Linked DNA regions of Mus musculus: region 1 is linked to region 2. Evidence: chromatin contacts called from ENCODE Hi-C or POLR2A ChIA-PET data. All regions are on one chromosome and are shown on one strand. The core of a region is the stretch at or near the end of the contact, and the rest is flanking DNA. Distances in the headings are between cores, read along the strand shown.

The links. Hi-C counts contacts between places; a loop is a spot of excess contacts on that map. ChIA-PET counts read pairs that join two places held with the same protein, here RNA polymerase II (POLR2A).
Region 1: a loop to region 2 is called in a map of mouse embryonic stem cell, with 5 times the contacts of the local background. The contact joins two enhancer-like sites. A Hi-C loop is called at or near these places in 1 of 37 maps with a recorded cell type or tissue (mouse embryonic stem cell). POLR2A ChIA-PET finds 5 or more read pairs at or near these places in 3 of 5 experiments (all embryonic stem cell).

Annotation. Positions count from the first base shown.
Region 1 is chr4:142,059,299-142,061,998 of GRCm38, reverse strand. All of the region lies in intron 1 of Tmem51 (transmembrane protein 51), which reads left to right. Among named protein-coding and RNA genes, the nearest start is that of Tmem51os1, 24 kb to the left of the region's middle. Within about 2 kb of position 1,403, at least 1 of the 3 ENCODE cell types and tissues checked has a DNase peak (open chromatin) inside an H3K27ac peak, as active enhancers do.
Region 2 is chr4:141,280,084-141,282,783 of GRCm38, reverse strand. No RefSeq gene overlaps it. Among named protein-coding and RNA genes, the nearest start is that of Gm13056, 3.0 kb to the right of the region's middle. Within about 2 kb of position 1,308, at least 1 of the 3 ENCODE cell types and tissues checked has a DNase peak (open chromatin) inside an H3K27ac peak, as active enhancers do.

The sequences.
Region 1 (2,700 bases), core at 154-2,653, 780 kb before region 2:
CCAGTGCTTGATGAAACGAGATCACTCTTAGTGGGTTAAGGCTCTTGCCTCAGTCTGGTGACCTGACGTAACCCCTCCAGGAGCTGCATGCCGGAGGAGAGAGGCCACTCCTGTCCTCTGACCTCCGAGTGCGTGTCCTGGTGAGCGCACACACTCAATAGTACAATTTAAACATTGGAAATAAAGCTCTGTACAAAAACAAAAACAAAAACAAAATGTAGCCTTGAACGCTGAACAGGCCACCACACTAGTGTCTGGTGACCTGTTTGTGAAGGTGACCTTGGGCCAGACGGGAGGAGGCAGAGGAGCTATCTCACGCCTAAATGGAGGGCTGCTGTTGCTCAAACAGCACCTGTGACATGACACCTGCACATCTCAGGGCAACTTCCCTGCAGAACCTGTGTCTGCTGTCTCCCTACTCCGTATACTCATGGCATCCAGGGGCCCCCAGCGCTGCTGTGGGCACTGTTTATTTTCATCGGAACCCTTATGACAGTCAATATTGTGCGTTCATCAGGATGTAGAATTACTAGGAGATGTTGGAGGAACTTTCTAGACTGGGTTAACTGAGGCCAGAAGAACCACCCTAAATGTGGGTCCGCTCCCTGGACTGACCAAAAAGGAGAGAGTGAGCTGAGAACCGTCATTCCTGACCGTGGATGCCGTGTGACCCTCGGCATCACGTGCTTTCTGTCATTCCTTCCCCGTCACAATAGACTCTTGAACTCTGCTGTGAAATAAGCCACTTCGCTCCTTAAGATGCTTTTATGAGGTATTTACAGCAGCAGCTGGAGAAGTAATACAGACCTCCTCAGGTCTCCCAGCTGAGCCGCCCAGGCTCTTGGGCGGAGCCATCATGGAGTGGTGAAGCCCTGAATACACAGGCCATTCAGAGCTGTTTAGGGGAGGTGGGCGAAAGCTGAGACTTGGGAGAGATGCAGGAAAGAGGTGGAGACCAAAGAGAAGCAAGAGAGTGACTCCCAGGGCCTCCTTTTATGTGCAGAAGCTGAGCTCTTTGCCTGGCCTGGAACACCTCCCTCACAAAGGGTGTTGGGACTCAGCTGAGGTAACCATCAGATCCTGTGATGTCCTGAGACTCCCCGTGGCCTGAGACTCCCGGTGGCCTGGCTGAAGTCCTGCTGGATAGGCAGCTGTAGGAAGGGGCATTGCAGAGCCGAGACAAAAGGCAAGAGAAAAAAATACACCGGTCCCTTTTATTTGACCCTGGATTTCTCTGGCTTGTCCTAACTTCCTTCTGCTCCCTCCTGCACCATCTGTGCCTGCAGTCCACACTCAGCCAACTCATGAGTCTCCTCATGAACCCACACTGGTGGAGGCCATGTTCCAAGGCTTGGTGAGCATCAGGAGGCTGGCGTGCAGCCCAATTTCCCAGCCTCTCATGAAGACATTTTCAGATAACAGCAGAGGCTCCAATTACTGCTCCCTCTGCTCCCTCACCCCCATCTGCTGCCCTAGTTACTAAAGGCGCTTCCTATACCCATCCTGTCCACCGCAGTGGTATGAGCTAGCATCGGTGATGGGCCCATTCTATGGACAAGCAAACTGAGGGACAGCGAGGCGGCGCGATGTGTTACCTCTCTCACATTGCTGTGACAAAATGCTTGACAGGAGCCACTTAAGGAAGGGAGGCTTGAGCCAGGCGTGGTGGCGCACGCCTTTATCCCAGCACTTGGGAGGCAGGGGCAGGTGGATTTCTGAGTTCGAGGCCAGCCTGGTCTACAGAGTAAGTTCCAGGACAGCCAGGCGATACAGAGAAATCCTGCCTCGAAAAAAAACAAAACAAACAAACAAACAAAAAGGAAGGGAGGCTTATTCAGGCTCACAGTCAGAGGGGACACAGTCAGTCAACCGTTGCTTCCAGGTGGCTGGGCTTGTTGCATCTGCAGTCAGGAGGCAGAAAGAGGTAAACGCTGGTGCTCGGCTCGCTTTCATCCTTTTATTTAGTCCTGGACTCCAGCCCAGGGATGTCGCAGCCAGCCTTCAGGGTGGGTCTTCCCTCCTCAGTTGAATCGCTCTGGAATCTCCCCGACAGACACTCGCAAAGGTGTGTCTCCCAGGTGATTCTGAACCCTAACTTCAGGCTGACAATGGAGAGTAGCCAGGGGACACACCTGGATTCCTGTCAACATTGCTCCTGAGCTCTAGTGTCCCTGCTGCTCTCATTGGTCCCCTGGAGGCCACTGTTGGGTGTAGAGGAGCACGGAGAGCTATCCATTTTAACAGTTCATTTGACATCTAGACTGTCCGGGAGAGAGGCCTAAACCTTGGGAAGCCCTCGCATCTGGAATGTTCCCGTCCCCATCATCTTGATGGCTTTTAGCCCTAGTGTGAACAGCTCATCGCTAGTCAGAACAAACCGTCCAGATCGGCTCACTTTTCATAGCCAAAGGAAGCAGAGAGTAGCATGACATGACTGATCCCGCTGTGACCCAAATCCTCAGAGGTATCTCATCTGGACCAAGAATGCACAGATAGCAGACTGGAGGGTCCCAGCCCCTAGGGACAGCTGCAGCTCCCGAAGAGACCTTTAAAGACAAGCTTTCCTTTATCACCCAGTAAGCCCGTCCTGGGTATTTGTCAAGAAAAAGACCTGCTGTGCAGGCCTGCCAGTACCATGCTCACTGCAGAGCAGCTGCCTAGGGAGACACAGCTGGTGCCAACAGCTGTAAGCAGGTGTAT
Region 2 (2,700 bases), core at 59-2,558:
CCATTTAACTAATAAAGGCCACATCTGTGATCGGGCAGTGGAAGGGAAAGGTGGGGCTGGAGATTTTAGAGAGGGAGAAGAGAGGACGAAGGAGAGGCAGCCAGAGAAAGAGGAGGTGGAAGAAAAGTGGAGTAGAACCATGTGTCCCAGAGACACCACCAATAGCAGGGGATCTCGTAGCTGGGAATAGAGCAGTGTAGTGGCAAATCTGCCCAATCAGGGCATACAGCTTATAAATACTGTAACTGAGTTGTGTGCTCTTTGCAAGCGGTTGGAGATTTACTGCAACACGTGGCCAGATTAGCTTCTGTGCTTCTTAGATCCCTGGGTACTTCCTGAGAGGGTGAGCCTCCTCCACCCCCACTTCCTGAGGGACCCCCACCTAGCACAAGGGACTCCAAAGAAGTACCAAGCCCTTGGCTGGTCGCCACTTTGCCCAGGACAACCATACTGCACTTGTCCCTCTCTACCCCTGCTTCTCGTGCCAGGCAGAGGAAAAAGTGCTGGACAATTCAGGAACTGAGTCACAGGTCCTCCAGACACACCCTGTGCCCTCCCTGTGCCTTGAGACACACCCTGTGCCCTCCCTGACCTCAGTTTCCCCATCTGTGTAAGTGAGGCTTGCCTCTGCGTGGAATCCCACCTTCCTGTCTGCTGTATTTCTTTACCTTCCCATCTCCATCTCTGGAAGGAAACTGAAACATCTAGGCAGGAATGCGGCCTGCCTCCCAAAGTGCAGAGGCACCCCCTTAGCCTGACCTCAACTCCCCCAGACCTGAGGCACTCGGGCACCCGGGGGCGTGCAAGGACAGGACCTTGGATGCCATCATTGGGAGGAGAGGGGCACAGTGTGTGTGTCTATGTGTGTGTGTGTGTGTGCTCACACTGTAGAGTGTGCACCACTCTACAGTCAATGGGTCAATGTTGATCTCCCTAGAAGCCCTGGAGTCAAGCCGGGGCTAGAGAGGGATGGGAGGGGTGCCTGAGTGTAGAGAGGAACTTCCCCCTCCCAAGCCAAGGTTGGGGCCCATTGGTAGGAGAAGTGCAGTCAGGGCAGCCTGAGTGGCAGCCACCAGCACAGTAGGTGTTGCTCTCTGCTTGGCTTCTGAACTTGACAGGGAGGGCAGTTGAGGCAGCTATATGGACACCTCTGCTGGCTACAGGAGCCTGGAGTCTCCTTTGCTCCCTCCTCCCTCCCTCTTCCCTCCCTCCCTTCCTTCCTCCTCTTTCATGTTCCTCTTCTATTCCCCCCCCCCTTCCTGAGAGCCTGGTGTTAAACATTTACCAGCCCCTGGCTGGAGGCCACCACCAGTATCCCCAAGGGATCCCTGCCTTAGAAAGTCTGAGCTCAGATGCCCTGAACCCTGGTCTCAGGCCAGGTGACAGATCTGAGCCTGTGGTCCGAAAAACGTAGGGGAAAGGCCATGCGTTCCTCGTCACTAACAATTAGCTTCTCTTTTGACGCCATCATGACAATTTCCTGTGCAGGGCAGGGAAGAGTCCTGACTGTCCCCTTTGTGGTAAAGATTGAAGGGCTTACAGGTTCAGAGCCCCTGGACACGAGGGCAAGCCCTGCCCTGTGACACTGTCATCAATTGAGTAAATATTTGCCAAGTACCTCACTTAACCTCTGGGGTATGTTTCTTCAGCTAGACGGGCTCATTTGGCTGCATTCACTATTCATTCGTTCATTCATTCATTCGTTCATTCATTTGTTCATTCATTCATTTGTTCATTCATTCATTTGCTCATTCATTCATTCGTTTGCTAATTCATTCATTCTCTCACTCATTCATTTGTTCATTCATTCATTTGCTCACTCATTCATTTGCCCATTCATTCATTCATTCACTCACTCATTCATTTGCTCACTCATTCATTCACCCCCCACTCATTCTCTGGGTAGCTCCTGTCAGGTGGTGTGTAGGAAGATAGCAACATCTGGATATTTATGCCATGAATCCTGGCTCAGTTCTGGCTCAGCCCCACCTTCTTATGTTTTCTGGGCCTCAACCTTTCTTCCTGTATAATGGCGTCATGCAAGGGAGCTTTCCAAGTTCTCTCTGAGTCTACCTGGTGGAACAAGGCCCCAGCTGAGGCCACTGGTCATCAGGGTGACTAGTCCAGCAAGAGCTCAAAAGGTCACCAGCTCACACCCTGGAACAAAGCTCCTGCCACAAACTCATGCCAGTAACTTTAGCTCTCAGGAGGCTGAGGCAGAAGGATGGCAAGTTCAAGACCATCCTGGGATAAATAGCAAGTCCCTGTCTCAAAGGTTGAAAACCAAAACATGAGATTAAAATGGTCAGTTGTAGAGTGTGTACGTTATTACAATAAAGACACAAACCAGAATGGTGCCTGGCTCAGTGAGTGATGTAGCCTGCTGCCAAGCCTGACAGAGTGGGATCTGTAGGACCTACAGGGCAGGAGGAGAGAATGGACATCTGAAGGCTGGCCTCTGACCTCCTGGCACACACACTGTCATACACACACACACACAGACATATACACATACACTGTAATACAAAGATTTTGTTTTGTTTTGTTTTGTTTTGTTTTGTTTTGAGACAGGGTTTCTCTGTGTAGCCCTGGCTATCCTGGAACTCACTCTGTGGACCAGGCTGGCCTCGAACTCAGACAGAGATCTGCCTGCCTCTGCCGCCCGAGTGCTGGGATTAAAGGTGTGCACCACTACGCCCA